Regions from separate parts of the Homo sapiens genome. Here region 1 is linked to region 2. The links are chromatin loops, found by intact Hi-C in ENCODE. Cell type or tissue: adrenal gland. All regions are shown on one strand. Region 1 holds the start of GRIN3B (glutamate ionotropic receptor NMDA type subunit 3B). Region 2 has its middle 11 kb from the start of LINC01836.

What was found. A loop is a pair of places that touch in the nucleus more often than their neighbours do. Peaks named below come from ENCODE experiments on the same cell type or tissue, not always from the same donor. Only the 100,000 strongest peaks of a DNase experiment are listed, where the experiment ranks them.
Region 1: it touches region 2 in a loop (2.6-fold over the local background); 77 of 110 quality-filtered maps call a loop at or near these places.

Annotation. Positions count from the first base shown.
Region 1 is chr19:992,529-1,000,528 of GRCh38, forward strand. WDR18 (WD repeat domain 18) reads left to right here. Exons shown (of 10, transcript NM_024100.4): 9 at 1,492-1,560; 10 at 1,685-2,029. The coding sequence ends at 1,816. GRIN3B (glutamate ionotropic receptor NMDA type subunit 3B) reads left to right here and starts at 7,891. Exons shown (of 9, transcript NM_138690.3): 1 at 7,891-8,000. The coding sequence starts at 7,910. RefSeq lists enhancers at 1,402-1,935, 1,936-2,468, 3,948-4,567. In adrenal gland, no CTCF peak of the experiment used is centred here; DNase peaks (open chromatin) are centred at 2,947, 3,553, 3,993 and 7,695; H3K27ac peaks cover 226 bases; H3K27me3 peaks cover 3,078 bases.
Region 2 is chr19:767,433-775,432 of GRCh38, forward strand. No RefSeq gene overlaps it. Among named protein-coding and RNA genes, the nearest start is that of LINC01836, 11 kb to the right of the region's middle. In adrenal gland, CTCF peaks have their summits at 3,024 (motif pointing right) and 3,976; a DNase peak (open chromatin) is centred at 3,029; H3K27ac peaks cover 927 bases.

The sequences.
Region 1 (8,000 bases), 230 kb after region 2:
TGGTGGCTGCAGGTGGCTCCCACGTGGGCTGGGGGCAGCCTCTCGGCCTGGCCACAGTCACGCCCTCACTCCCTGCAGCTCAGCACCGACCCCCGCTCTGTGCAGGTACTAGGGTGGGCTCCCTTACCTTCTGAGGGTAGAGTGACTTCCGGAACACTTCCCACCCCAGCCCCAAGACCCTCATAGAAGCCAGTGTGGTTGGCTGGGCTGGGCTGGGGTGGGGGCTGGGGGTTCCTTGGGCCTGGGGAGGCTTCCCAGTGTGTTTCCGCCTCACTCCCCGACCTTCGATGAGCTGCCTGCGTCCTTGGTGTCTCACGTCACTGTCTGTGTCCCTCGCTGGGCTCTGGCGCTTGGCACTTCTCCCCACGCGCCCTCTTCTTACCTGAGTACAGATTGATTTTTTTATCTGGAGGGTGCCCGACAGCCTGATGGCCTGACAGGCCCTGCACCAGGAGATGCCGTTATCTCCCTTGTCCGTGCTTCCTCATGGAGTGACACTCTGTTTTCCCACATCTACCAGTGGGCTTGGGGCGGGCAGGCAGGGGACCGCCACCGTCTGGGCATCCGCAAGGCCCCTCAGACTGCAAGGAGGCCAGGAGCACAGGCTGGACTGACTGCTAACAGCGTGGGCGCAAGGAGGGGCGAGCTTTTTGTTCAGAAAGTGCCGGAACTTTCGGAGTGAAAACAGGCCTCCAGCGGCAGAGCCAGCTCCACGCTAGGGCGCCTGCCCGGCCACTGCCTCCTCCTAGGGCAGCAGCGGTTCCCACGATTCCTGCCCAGCCAAGCGCTCTCCCTAGAACCCCACCTAGTTGGCCACAGTGGGATTCCGGAGGGGGCCAGGCCATGCCCTCCGGTAATGCCGCCACCTTTCCCTAGCCGCCCCACCTGGCTCCCTTCCTCCCGTGACGGCTGCTAGTCCTCTGTGACCCTTGTTCCAATCCAGCTGACACTGGAATGTTGGCCTGTCCCACAGACAGGCGCTGCTGGGGCCCAAGGCGCTTCGTCCAGGAGGCGGGTTCCCGACCTCTGATCCCCCAGCAACGTCCCTCCATGTAACTGGTTCCTCTGTACAGGGCAGTGGCCTTGCTGGGCCGGCCAGGCTCTCCCCATGGCTGGAGGTGCTCACTGTCTGTGAGGCCCTCGCCAGGCCCTGTGTCCCAGAGCCTTCCCTGGGCTTGCGGGTCCTTCCAGGTCTGGCCCAGGCCCCTGTCTGTGGTGTGGCCATCTGCACCCCCATCCCCAGCCACATCCTTGGGCGCAGTCGTGGAGGATCTGAGGCGCTGGGTAATGACTGCATGGCCAGGGTCAGGGTTGTCATCTGCAGGCTCGACGGAGGTGAACGCCCCCGTCTCAGTCTTCCCTTCTGTCTGTGGGCGTCACGGTGGCCCCTCCCTGGCTGAGTGGCTGCCCACGCTGGCGGGGGTGGGATGGGCAAAGCGTGTGGTGTGTGACAGGACGCGCCCCGAGGTCACGTGGCTCCCTGTGTTACAGGGCTCGGAGCCCAGCTACCTGGACCGCACGGAGCAGCTGCAGGCCGTCCTGTGCAGCACCATGGAGAAGGTGGGCGGGGCCTCGGGAGGGGCGGGGCCTGAGGCTGGGGTCAGTCCTGGCCAGTGGGGGTGAGTGGCCCCCCTCCAGCACACCCCAGGCCACTTCTGCCCTCTGACCCCGACTTCTCCCGCAGAGCGTGCTCGGCGGCCAGGACCAGCTGCGCGTCCGTGTGACGGAGCTGGAGGACGAGGTGCGCAACCTGCGCAAGATCAATCGGGACCTGTTCGACTTCTCCACGCGCTTCATCACGCGGCCGGCCAAGTGAGGCCCGGAGACCCCGGCCCGAGGCGCCCAGGCCTGAGCCCCATGCCTCCCAGCAACCAGGGCCCGCGGGTGTGGCCCCCACCAGCCCAGGCCTGGACTCTCCTCAGTTCTGTGTCGTGTTCGGGTTTTTCCTCTGTGACTGGGCCGTCTTGGTGTCTCGTGGCACGCGTCACAGTGGTGCTAGTCTGTTTTTAACAAAAGAGGATGAAAAGCCCCTCCTCTCCGGCCTCCTTGTGTCCGGGTGTGGCCTGGTGCTGCGTGCAACACAGCTCCCCTGCTGCTCGGCCCAGCTGGGACCCCAGCCCCACTCGGCACCCTCTGTCCGGAGGTGGGGGCCTTAACCAACCTAGGCCTCGCGGGGGCGGCTTTAAGAGGGAGCCCCGAGCACCTGCAGTTCTGACTCTGCTCTGTTGCCCGAGGGCCTTTGCATGGCCGCCCCCTCCCGAGAAGGCGCTGGACCGGGGTGGTGGGATTGAGGAAGGAACCGGGAAGCCAGGCCCCTCCGGTCTGCTGTGCAGGGGGTCTGAGTGGAGACAGCCCTGTGGGGTCCCGGAAGGAGGTGGCTTGGTGTAGAGAGACGGGCCTGGGGACGTTTGGGGGTGGACCCAGCCGCCAGGGTTGAGGGGTTTCCCCGGGTGCAGGACCCAGCTCTCAGGGAGGGTTTCGGGGGTCCCTGGTCCCTGTGGAAACGCAGGGCTCAGGACCAGGCAGGAGGAGGGAGCTGGTGTGGGTGGGGCCTTGGAGCACAGGCTCCTCCCAGTGCATCCCTCGGGTGCCTTGGGGCCCCTGCTGGCTTCCCCAGGGCCCAGCTGGAGCCGCCCAAGGGTGAACCCAGGGTGGTTCTCCGGGCAAAAGGTGCCACGGCCTCCCCAGGCAGAGGTGGCTTGCCCCACCCAGCAAAGGTGGCCACTGCAGGCTGGGACCGTCAGATGGGTCAGGAGCAGGTCTGGGGGTGGTGTCCCGATCTGAGCCGGTCCCCAGAGGGAGTTGGACCCCTGCCACACCACAAGCCGTGCTTGTGGGTATCAAGGGCTTGAGGGAGGTCAGGCCCTGCTGCCCTGGGGACGCTGCCACCCAGCGCCTGGATCCCAGCCCAGAAGCCCAGAACCTTCCAGAAAGCTGCTCCCGACTGACAGTCCTACCTAACGATCCAGAAAATCCGTGTGATTTAGCGGGCGTGGTAATGACCGCAGTCCAGCCAGCCGCCAGCGCTGAGTTCATGCTTTTAGGCTAATTTGTGTTCTTGTCCCCTCTATGGGGCTCTGAGTCCTCTCGGCTGGCAGCCTGGCCACACTGCATCAGGGCAGCTGGGCCCTCACCTGGCACTGACATCTGCCTCGGCTGCTCCGAGCCCTGAGAACCACTCCAGGGTCCCTTCCCCCTGGGCGCACGGCCAGCTTGTTCCTTTTCCATCATGAACCACTCACTCTGCTGACCTGCAAGGCTGGGTCCTGCCTGCGGGGAGCACGCGGATTTGGGGTGAGGCAGCTGGGGGGTCCCTTGGGGTTGGCTGATCTCCCTGGGTCTGTACCTACTGTTCCCCTGGAGCCATTCCCACGACCCCTGCCCCCCTCCGCATCACCACCCAAAGGCTCCCAAATTTCCCTCCCAGCACCAATCAGGACCCCCAACCACCAACTCAAGGGTATCGGCACAACCCTGTGGCTGGTGCCAGGGCGGGGTGAGGGTGCGCAGAGCCGTAGAGGGACAGCTGCCTGGGGCTCCCAGGGCCCGGACTCGGCTCCAGCCGCTGCAAGAGCCCAAGGTGAGCCAGGCACGAACATCCAGGTCACTTCGCAGCTGCCTGCACCACGCGGCCGTCCGGGGCTGAGGTCGGCTGCCCTCTCCGCAGGCTGCAGAACAGGGTTAGAGTTCACCGTGGGGCAGGGCCCGAAAATCGCCCGGTGGCCTCAGACAGGCGACACCTGGCCGGGTCGGACTCGACGTTCTTGTCTCCAGAAAGGGGTCGTCCCCCGGCGGGTCGGCTGGGAGCTGGGCGGGGGCGGCAGGAGCTCACGCCTCATTCCCTGCGTTTCCCTCCATGTGCCCCTGCACGCTGGGTCCTTGGACACAAGCCCCCTCGGTGCCTCTCCACGCCCGCTCCCGCACCGTCATCACCCTCTCGGCCCAGAGCTCCCAGACGTGCTCAGGCACCGCGGCTCCACCCTGCGTCGTAATTGCCGGTCTGGGTGCGATGGAAACAGTGGTGACGTCATCGTTCAGACCCCCCGCCCCCGGAGGCCCCACAGATTCTCAGAGGGACGGCGCCGGGACTGGGGAGGCCAAGGCGTTGACGAGCGGGGACGCCGGTGTGCACAGGTGACCTGGCGGCTGGCGGGGCTTGACTGTGCAGACCACAGTGAGGTGCGCTTGCGGGCGCCGGGACAGCTGCCAGCAAAGCTGAGAGCAGAAAACATCATGCGCGAGGAGGTGGGGAAGCCACAGCCTTCCCGTGCCCTGGTGCGGACATAAAATGGGGCATCCACTGTGAAAATAGTCTGGCAGGTTTTTTGTTTGTTTTTGTTTTTGTTTTTGTTTTTTTGAGACTGAGTCTCACTCTTTCCCCCAGGCTGGAGTGCAGTGGCCCGGTCTCCGTTCACTGCAACTTCTGCCTCCCGGGTTCATGCCATTCCCCTGCCTCAGCCTCCCAAGTAGCTGGGATTACAGGCGCCCACCACCACATCAGGCTAATTTTTGTATTTTTAGTAGAGACGGGGTTTCACCATGTTGGCCAGGCTGGTCTCGAGCTCCTGACCTCAGGTGATCCACCCGCCTCAGCCTCCCAAAGTGCTGGGATTACAGGCGTGAGCCACTGCACCTGGCCATTCTGTCAGGTTCTTAAAAAATTAAACAGCGTTAAGGTTGGACCCAGCGAGTCCACTTCTGGGTATATACCCAAGGGAATGAGGAGCAGGGTTTGGGAATGAGGAGCGGGGTTTGGGAATGAGGAGCGGGGTTTGGGAATGAGGAGCGGGGTTTTGAAATGATCCACACACCAAGCTCACAACAGCTCCATCCCCACAGCCAAAAAGTGGGGGAAGGCCAGGCGCCGTGGCTCACGCCTGTCATCCCAGCACTGTTGGAGGCCAAGGCCGGTAGACCACCTGAGGTCAGGAGACCAGCCCGGCCAACATGGTGAAACCCCATCTCTACTAAAGATACAAAAATTAGCCAGGTGTCGTGGCACGTGCCTGTAATCCCAGCTACTTGGGAGGCTTAAGGCAGAATTGCTTGAACCTGGGCGGTGGAGGTTGCAGTGAGCTGAGATTGCCCCCCTGCACTCCAGCCCAGGTGACAGAGCAAGACTCCGTCTCAAAAAAAAAAAAAAAAAAAAAAGTTGGGGAAACCAGGTGTCCATCAGCGGTTGGATGGGTCACCACAACACGAGTCCTCTGCACAGTGGAATATTATTCAGCCTTGTAAAAGAACGAGAAGGCTCAATGCAGTAGCTCACCCTGTATTCCAGCACTGTGGGAGCTGAGGCAGGATAATCGCTTGAGCACAGGAGTTTAAGACCAGCCTGGGCAACATCTCTACAAAACCCCATCTCTTCAAAAAATATAAATTTTAGCCAGGTGTGGTGTGCACCTGTGGTCCCCGCTACTTGGGAAATCAAGGCAGGAGGATCGCTTGAGCCCAGGAGGTTGAGGCTGCAGTGAGCTATGATCTCACTACTGCGCTCCAGTCTGGGCAACAGAGCGAGGTGCAGTCTCAAAATTAAAAAAATAAAATAAGTGAGGCTCAGACACAGGCCAGAGCATGGTTGCACCTTGAGGACATCACACTCAGTGAGAGACGCCAGACACAAAAGGACACGTCCTGTCTGATTCCACTCCTAGGAGGTCCCTAGAGTTGTCAGATTCACAGAGACGGAGAGGATAGGAGGCGTCAGGGCTGGGGAGGGGACGGGGAGTGAGTGTCCCCTGGGGACAGAGTTTCAGTTTGGGAAGATGAGAAAGTTCTGGACAGGAGGGTGGTAAGGGCTACATAGCAAGGAGTGTGCTTAATGTGCCTGAGCTGTGCACCTAGAAATGGCCAAGATGGCAGGTTTCATGTTATGACTATTTTCCCACAATAAAACATTTTTTAAAAGTCTCCTCCACGTGGCCACTTGTTCCACATGGCAGCTGGGAGTAGGAACGCCTACTGTTGCCCGTGTACAGATGGGGAAACTGAGGCAGGGCACGAGGGTGAGTTCCCGGAGGGCAGACACAGTCTCTGCCCCTAGGAACTCTTGCTCCTCAGAGGGAGCCGAACCCAGGGAGGGACGGGGCCCCAGTGGTCCCTGAGGACACCAGGACCCAGCACCTCTCGCAGACCCAGGGAGGGGACCCCTTGTCCTGCCCCCGGGGACACCTGGCCAGGGGGCTGGAGGGGGTGGCCTGCGGGTTCCTGGAACCGAGCCATCCCTCCCTCCGTCCCTCCCCAGTCGTCTCAAAATCCAATCCATTTTACTGGCTGGCACTTGGCATTTTATTCATTTCATGGAGGATTTTTTTCCTACCTCTCCAACGCTGGCTCCAAAAGGAGATGACGTTTGGGGTGTGTGTGTGTGTGTGTGTGTGTGTGTGTGTGTGTGTGAGAAAATCGCCGGAGTGTAGATCCATTAATTAGAGCTGAATGTTCCCAACACAGCGGCTGTTCTGCTGCCCCGCGGGATCTGGGGAGACACCGTCGGGAGGACAGGATGAGGAATGCCTGGGCAGGGAGGAGGTCCTCTGCTAGATGGATAGACGGATGCAGCCGCCCCCATCTATCAGGCGCCTGTGGGATGCCAGGGCCCCAGAAGGCACCCCCCGAGGCCCAGAGGACATAGGCAGGCTTGGGGACTGGTAGACAGCGGGGAGCTATGGAAGGCTCTAGAGCACTGGAGGAGGGGCATGTGAGCAAGCATCCTTGTCTGGGCCGTTGCTCAAGCCACAAGCAATTATAGAGTGCCTACTGTGTGCCAGCAACCAAACCAGACCCACCCCAACCCTCCCAGAGCTGAGTTGAAGAGATGGTCACTAAATAAGAAGGAAATGAACAAAAAGATGGTAGGCCGTTATGGAAATGTGTGGAGGTTGGGGGTGGGTAGCAGCAGGACTGAAATGGGGCAGGGAGTGGTGCTTTCTGCATTTTCTCAGTGGCAAGCAGGGAACGTTTTTCAGGGCAGGGCATTTGGGACTGGGTTTTGAAGGGTGAAGAGGAGTTCTGTGGCCCAAGTTGCCTGCCCACTGCTGGAGGGCAGATCTACTCTATAGGTTTCCATCAGACATGCCTGTCTCAGTTTCCCCAGGGTGCACTGGATGTTAGAACACACCCCTGGGCTGGCCTGGTTAGAAACTGACAGCTCCCTGGATGTGCGAGACAAGCAAGACCCTTCCTGGGCCTCAACTTCCCTGCCTGAGCAATGGTCGACATTGGTGGAAGGGGTCAGGGATCCTGGAGAGGAACGGGGTGGGCGTCCGGGCCAATTTTATTTTCTTATTTTATTTTATTTTTTTTGAGACGGAGCATCGCTCTGTCGCCCAGGCTGGAGTGCAGTGGCACGATCTCGGCTCACTACAACCTCCGCCTTCCAGGTTCAAGCGATTCTCCTGCCTCAGCCTCCCGAGTAGCTGGGATTACAGGCTCCCGCCACCACGCCCGGCTAATTTTTGTATTTTTAGTAGAGACGGGCTTTCACCATGTTGGCCAGGCTGGTCTCGAACTCCTGACTTCGTGATCTGCCCGCCTCGGCCTCCCAAAGTGCTGGGATGACAGGTGTGAACCACCGCGCCCGGCAAGTCGGGGCCAATTTTAAAGCGCAGTCTTTTCCTGGCACCTCCGTTCCATCTGTGGCCTGAATCAGAGCAGGGATGGGCAGTGGTTAGGCGTCCCCGGCCCCCGCCAGGTGTCACCGCCGCCGGCCTCAAACAACCACTGGGAGGCACTGTTTCCCCCCCATCCCGCCCTGGGCAGGGCACGTCCCACTCCCCCCGCGCGGTTGCTGGGAACCCGGAGGCCGCCCGGGCGGAGCGCGGAGGGCGCGTCGGAACCTGGCCGGGGCCCTCCACCCGCGCCGTGGTCCCGGTGGTTGCGCCCCGTGGCGAGCGACGCCGACAACTTTGCGATGGAGTTTGTGCGGGCGCTGTGGCTGGGCCTGGCGCTGGCGCTGGGGCCGGGGTCCGCGGGGGGCCACCCTCAGCCGTGCGGCGTCCTGG
Region 2 (8,000 bases):
CGCAGACTCCAACAGTGTAGCCCCTGTACCCCAGAAGTCACTTCAGCAAATCACTCAGGGCTCCACCTCACATCTGTCCCCAAGTCCTTGGGGACTTGCTCACTCAGCAGAAGACCAAGAGAAGCCAGATGCAGTGGCTCACACCTGTAATCCCAACACTTTGGGAGGCTGAAGCGGGCGGATCACCTGAGGTCAGGAGTTTGAGACCAGCCTGGCCAACATGGTGAAACCCCGTCTCTACTAAAAATACAAAAAATAGTCAGGTGTGGTGGTGGGCGCCTGTAATCCCAGCTACCCGGGAGGCCGAGGCAGGAGAATCCTTTGAACCCAGGAGGTGGAGGTTGCACTGAGCCAAGATTGTGCCACTGCACTCCGGCCTGGGCGACAGAACAAGGCTCCGTCCTAAAGAATTAATTAATTAATTTAAAAATAAAAAGAAAATGTGCACTTTCATCTTGTATTATTCTGTCCTTTTGTTTGTTTGAGATAAAGTTTCGCTCCATTTGCCCAGGCTGGAGTGCGTGATCTCGGCTCACCGAAACCTCTGCCTCCTGAATTCCAGTGATTCTCCTGCCTCAGCCTCTCGAGTAGCTGGGATTACAGGCCCACGCCCCCACCATACCCAGCTAATTTTGTACTTTTAGTAGAGACAGGGTTTCTCCATATTGGCCAGGCTGGTCTCGAACTCCTGACTCCAGGTGATCCACTTGCCTCAGCCTCCCAAAGTGCTGGGATTACAGGCGTGAGCCACCTCGCCCGGCCTATTCTGTCCTGTTTTTTTAAGATTTAGTTTGCCGGGCACAGTCACTCACACCTGTAATCCCACCATTTTGGGAGGCCGAGGCGGGCGGATCACAAGGTCAGGAGATCGAGACCAGCCTGGCCAATGTGGTGAAACCCTGTCTCTACTAAAAATACAAAAATTAGCCGGGCGCAGTGGTGCGCACCTGTAATCCCAATTACTCGGGAGGCTGAGGCAGGAGAATCGCTTGAACCCGAGAGGCGGAGGTTGCAGTGAGCCAAGATCGCGCCACGGCACTCCAGCCTGGGCGACAGAGCAAGACTGTGCTCAAAAAAAAAGATTTAGTTTAATTCCTGTAATGAGTCAGCCCCTTGGAAAATCAGACAGAATTCTGCCTGCTGAGCAGACACATTCCAGAAGTTACTCTGTGAGAGGTTTAGACGAATTCCTAGTGAAATTTCCAGGGGCGGGAGAGCGTGTCTGGAAGGTCTGCGGACATCACAGCAATCACAGAGGCCTTTGGGGCGGGCAAAACTGTCCGCTGGCGCTCGCTGCTAGCAGGAGGGAGTTCATATTCTTTCCTGGTTTCCTCCTGGCTCAGTGTATCATGATATGCCAGGGAAAGGAGGAGAATTCTCTTTTTTGTTTGTTTGGTTTTTTGAGACAGAGTCTCACGCTGTTGCCCAGGCTGGAGTGCAGCGGCGCAATCTCAGCTCACCACAACCTCTGCCTCCTGGGTTCAAGCGATTCTCCTGCCTCAACCCCCGGAGTAACTGGGATTACAGGCACCCACCACCACGCCTGGCTAATTTTTGTATTTTTAGTAGAGACGGGGTTTCTCCATGTTGGGCAGGATGGTCTGGAACTCCAGACCTCAGATGATCCACCCGCCTCAGCCTCCCAAAGTGCTGGGGTTACAGGCGTGAGACACTGCACCTGGCCTCAACTCCATTTTAATTAACCCTGCAGGGGCCAGGCATGGTAGCTCATGCCTGTAATCCTGGCATTTTGGGAAGCTGAGGCAGGAGGTGGATCACCTGAGGTCAGGAGTTTGAGACCAGCGTGACCAACATGGTGAAACCCTGTCTCTAGGAAATACAAAAAATTAGCTGGGCGTGGTGGCAGGTGTCTGTAATCCCAGCTACTCGGGAGGCTGAGGCAGGAGAATCACTTGAACCCAGGAGGCAAAGATCGTGGTAAGCCGAGATCGCACCATTGCACTCCAGGCTGGGCAACAAGAGCGAGACTCCATCTCAAAAAATAAAAATAAATAAATAAAAAATAAATAAAAATAAAAAAAATTAGCCAGGCGTGGTAGCGCGTGCCTAGTCCCAGCTACTCAGGAGGCTGAGACACGAGAATCACTTAAACCCGGGAGATGGAGGTTGCAGTGAGCTGAGATCGCGCCACTACACTCCGGCCTGGGCAACAGAGCAAGACTTCGTCTCAAAAATAAATAAATAAATAAATAAATAAAATAAAGAGATTTAGGAGAGGACACAAGCAAACATAACTCAGACTGACTTTGGCAAAACTAGGCTTTATGGGTTCCCGTAACTGAAACATCAATGTAGGGCCAGCTTCAGGCTCAGCTGGTTCCAGGTGCCACACAGCATCCTCAGGTTCCTTCGGTGTTGGGAGCTCAGGCTCCAAGCCCAGGACAGATTCCCAGCTCTGCCACATGCCCCTGAGGGACCCTGGGCAAGGCCTACCCCTCTCCCAGCCTCAGTGTCCTTATCTGTAAGTGAAGTCGCCACATTGACATCCCTGCCCTGGGGGACGTCATGAGGGTCACCGGGCACCTGGTGAAAATCAGTGAGGAATAAGAATGAATGTTGAGGCCAGGTGCGGTGGCTCACGCCTGTAATCCCAGCACTCTGGGAGGCCGAGGCGGGCGGATCACGAGGTCAGGAGATCAAGACCATCCTGGCTAACATGGTGAAACTCCGTCTCTACTAAAAATACAAACAATTAGCCGGGCGTGGTGGTGGGCGCCTGTAATCCCAGCTACTCGGGAGGCTGACGCAGGAGAGTGGGGTGAACCCAGGAGGTGGAGCTTGCAGTGAGCCGAGATCGCGCCACTGCACTCCAGCCTGGGCGACAGAGCGAGACTCCGTCTCAAAAAAAAAAAAAAAAAAAAAAAAGAATGAATGTTGGTTCTGACCAAGTAAATTAACGAATTGTCACCAGACAATGACTTCCATGTGACTTTCTGGTGTGAGCCGGAGAGGAGCCGATGCACGCTGCCACCAGAGGGCGGCAAACACCAAGGATGCAGCCGCGGCCCTCGCCCCGCCAGGGAGAAAACGCACCTGCCGCCACTCTCACCTTCTCATTCCCGTAACCGGATGGTGTTTGCTTAGTGCTCCTTGAAAGCCTGGACAGGGCCGGGCGCGGTGGCTCACGCCTGTAATCCCAGCACTTCGGGAGGCCAAGACGGGTGGATCACTTGAGGTCAGGAGTTCAAGACCAGCCTGGCCAACGTGGCAAAACCCCGTCTCTACTTAAAAAAAAAAAAAAAAATAGCCGGGTGTGATGGCGTTCACCTGTAATCCCAGCTACTCAGGAAGCTGAGGCAGGAGAATTGCTTGAACCTGGGAGGTGGAGGTTGCAGTGAGCTGAGATTGAGCCATTGCACTCCAGCCTGGGTGACAGAGGAAGACTCCATCTAAAAAAAAAAATTATTTGTAGAGATGACAGAGTGAGACTCCATCTAAAAAAAAATTATTTGTAGAGATGGGGTTCTCACCATGTTTCCCAAGCTGGTCTTGAACTCCTCAAGTGATCCTCCTGCCTCATCCCCACAAAGTGCTGGGATTACTGGTGTGAGCCATCGAGCCCAGCCCTGACCAACTATTTAGAGGTTGAAAACAGAGCCCGCAGGGCCGGGCGCGGTGGCTCACACCTGTAATCCCAGCACTTTGGGAGGCCGAGGCCCTCGGATCACGAGGTCAGGAGATTGAGACCATCCTGGCTAACAAGGTGAAACCCTGTCTCTACTAAAAATACAAAAAAATTAGCCGGGTGTGGTGGGGGGCACCTGTAGTCCCAGCTACTCAGGAGGCTGAGGCAGGAGAATCACTTGAACCTGGGAGGAGGCGGAGCTTGCAGTGAGCCGAGATCGAGCCACTGCACTCCAGCCTGGGCGACAGAGTGAGACTCCGTCTCAAAAATAAAAATAAAAATAAATAAATAAAATTAGCCGGAAGTGGCCGAGTGCGGTGGCTCTTCCACAGCAGCCAGAGGGCGCCTGTGAGGCTGACTGGGGGTGTCCCTGCTCTGCCCACAGCCCTCCATGGCTCCCATTTCCCTCTGGGTAGAAGCCCAAGTCCTCCGTGCAGCCCACAAGGCTCTGCCCAGTCCCCTCTCTCCTCTCCCTCCTCTGTCTACTCTCCCTCCTCCCTGTCTCCCCCTCCTCCTCTGCCCAGTCCCCTCTCTCCTCTCCCTCCTCCCTCTCTCCTCTCCCTCCTCCCTCCCTATCTCCCCCTCCTCCTCTACCCAGTCCCCTCTCTCCTCTCCCTCCTCCCTATCTCCCCCTCCTCCTCTACCCAGTCCCCTCTCTCCTCTCCCTCCTCCCTTTCTCCCCCTCCTCCTCTACCCAGTCCCCTCTCTCCTCTCCCTCCTCCCTGTCTCCCCCTCCTCCTCTGCCCAGTCCCCTCTCCTCTCCTTCCTCCCTGTCTCCCCCTCCCTCCTCCCTGTCTCCCCCTCCTCCTCTGCCCAGTCCCCTCTCTCCTCTCCCTCCTCCCTGTCTCTCCCTCCTCCTCTGCCCAGTCCCCTCTCCTCTCCTTCCTCCCTGTCTCCCCCTCCCTCCTCCCTGTCTCCCCCTCCTCCTCTGCCCAGTCCCCTCTCTCCTCTCCCTCTTCCCTGTCTCCCCCTCTGCCCAGTCCCCTCTCTCCTCTCCCTCCTCCCTGTCTCCCCCTCCTCTGCCCAGTCCCCTCTCTACTCTCCCTCCTCCCTGTCTCCCCCCTTCCTCTGCTCCAGCCACACGGGCCTCCTCCCTGTTCCTCCAACTTGCCAGGCGGGGTCCTGCCCCAGGGCCTTTGCCTCCCCAGGTGAGGTCCGGCCCCAGGGCCTTTGCACGGCCATGTCCTCTGCCTGGTTTCCCTTCCCTAGGTACCCACTGGGTTCATTTCTTCACTTCTTTCAAGGCTTTGGTGAACGCTCCCCTCATCACACAGCTGTTGCTCAGTAAATATGGCAGAATAAATAGCTGGGCAGGGCTCAGTGGCTCATGCCTGTGATCCTAGCACTTCTGGAGGCTGAGGCAGGAGGCTCACTTGAGCTCAGGAGTTGGAGACTAGCCTGGCCAACGTAGAGAGACTCCATCTCTACTTAGGGTGACCAGGGGAGAGAACAAAATCATGGGCTCATTTTTTTTTTTTTTTTGAAATGGAGTCTTGCTCTGTCGCACAGGCTAGAGTGCAGTGGTGAGATCTCGGCTCACTGCAACCTCCACCTCCTGGGTTCAAGCAATTCTCCTGCTTCAGCCTCCTGAGTAGCTGGGATTACAGGCACATGCCACCACACCCGGCTAATTTTGTATTTTTAGTAGAGACAGAGTTTCGCCATGTTGGCCAGGGTGGTCTCGAACTCCTGACTGCAGGTGATCTGCCCGCCTCACCCTCCCAAAGTGCTGGGATTACAGGTGTGAGTCACTGCACCCAGCAAAAAATGTTTATTATTCCCATTTCACAGACCAGCAAACTGAGGCCCAGAGGGAGCCGCCTGAGGAAACTGGATTGCGCAGCTGATGGAGTCTCAACCAGAGAAGGGGCCCGTGGGGCCTAGATTCAGACTTCCGGCTGTGCAGGCAAGCAGGAGGGCCCCCCAGTCAGGGTCCCCAGGACACCAACCCCAAGCCAAATGAGGCCACCAGAGGCTGTGCCCAGCCCCAGTCCCGCACGGGGCAGGTGTGGAGCAAATGCTGGCGGGATAGAGGGATGGAGAAGGGGGCTGCCTGGGAGTGAGGGGCTGGGTGCCCCACCCACCTGGCCTCAGCCTCCTGCCCTATCCGAGAACAGAGCTCTGGTTTCCTGCCCGGCAGCCCGTGAGGAGCAGCGAGGCATGGCCAGCTGGGGGCCGGACAGTCCTGAAGAGCTTGAGGACTGGCTCCTGGCTCCTAAAGCATAGCGCCGGCTCTGGGGATCTGCCAGGGAGAGACCAGCTCCAGGGCCCCTGGATGCAGGTTAGAGCTCAGGCTGTCCCCTGATGGCCTCGGTGCTATGGGTGAGTTTCTCCACCTCTCTGTGCTCAGCCTCTCACCGGAGAGGGGGTGGGTGATCCTGGCCTGAGTAGGTGACCAAGGCATCCTCCTCTGTGGCTGGTATTTCCCAACACCCTCAATAAATTCACAGGTGGCTCAGGCCTGTAATCCCAGCACTTTGGGAGGCCAAGGCAGGCAGATCACCTGAGGTGAGCAGTTTGAGACCAGCCTGGCCAACATGGTGAAACCTTGTCTCTACTAAAAATACAAAAATTAGGGCCGGGTGCCATGGCACATGCCTGTAGTCCCAGCTACTCGGGAGGCTGAGGCAGGAGAATCGCTTGAACCCGGGAGGCGGAGGTTGCAGTGAGCCAAGATTGTACCACTTCACTCCAGCCTCAGCAATAAGAGCAAAACTCCATCTCAAAACAAAATAAAAAATAAGGGCGCAGTGGCTCATGCCTGTAATCCCAACACTTTGGGAGGCCAAGGCAGGCGGATCACAAGGTCAGGAGATTGAGACCATCCTGACCAACATGGTGAAACCTCGTCTCTACTAAAATACAAAAAATTAGCTGGGCATGGTGACGGGCGCCTGTAATCCCAGCTACTCAGGAGGCTGAGGCAGGGGAATCGCTTGAACCTGGGAGGCAGAGGTTGCAGTGAGCCGAGATCCTGCCACTGCACTCCAGCCTGGGTGACAGAGCGAGACTCCATCTCAAAAAAAAAAAAAAAAACAAAAACAAATTGGTTTGTTTATTTTCCTGTTGATTTGTGGGAGTTCTTTATATATTCTGGACCTGAGTCCTTGATTACATTATGCACTGCTAGCTAGTACCTTCTCCCAGTCTGGCACTTTCCTTTTGAGTCTTCTTCTTTTTTTTTTTTTTTTTTTTTTTTTCTGAGGCGCCTGCCACCACACCCGGCTAATTTTTGTATTTTTAGTAGATACGGGGTTTCACCATGTTGGCCAGGCTGGTCTTGAACTCCTGACCTCATGATCCACCCGCCTCGGCCTCCCAAAGTGCTGGGATTACAGGCATGAGCCACAGTGCCTGGCCCCTTTTGAGTCTCTTAATGGTGTCTTTGGACAAACTCATTTGTTCAAAATAAAATGCAATTTTTTTTTTTTTAGATGGAGTCTCACTCTATCACCCAGGTTAGAATGCAGTGGGACAATCTCTCCCAGGCTCAAGCGTCTCTTCTGCCTCGGCCTCCTGAGTAGCTGGGATTACAGGTGGGTGCCACCACGCCCAGCTAATTTTGTGTATGTTTAGTAGAGACCAGGTTTCACCATGTTGGCCAGGCTGGTCTTGAACTCCTAACTTCGAGATCCGCCTGCCTTGGCATCCCAAAGTTCTGGGATTACAGGCATGAGCCACTGTGCCTGGCCATGTTAGGATATTTCTTTTTTTCTTTTCTTTTCTTTTCTTTTTTTTTTTTTTTGAGAGTCTCGCTCTGTCACCCAGGCTGGAGTGCAGCGGAGCCATCTCGGCTCACTACAAGCTCCGCCTCCCAGGTTCATGCCATCTCCTGCCTCAGCCTCCCAAGTAGCTGGAATTACAGGTGCCCACCACCACGCCCAGCTAATTTTTTGTATTTTTAGTAGAGACGGGGTTTCACCGTGTTACCCAGGATGGTCTTGATCTCCTGACCTCATGATCCGCCCGCCTTGGTCCCCTAAAGTGCTGGGATTACAGGCGTGAGCCACCGCGCCCGGCCCATGTTAGGATATTTCTGAGCAAATCTGAGGGTTTGGCCTGGAACCCTCAATTTGAGGTTGCAAACCCTGTTTCCTGCTAAGCCAGACAGATGGTGCTGGAGATGGGGAGGCCATGGTTTATGTTTTGTCCACTCTGGGTGCTGCCTGGACAGGTGACTCATGCATGTGGCGGAGCAGTCCAGAGTGAGGACTGTACCCCTACAGACACTCCCCCAGACCATGCTGGTGGCCTGAGCTGGGGGCTGCCCAAGTCCCCTCCCCGGGATCCACTTCTGGGGCCTCCCAAGCCTTCCCTGGGGTCAGTGAGTGCTGGAAGGGCAGCCAGCAGTGTG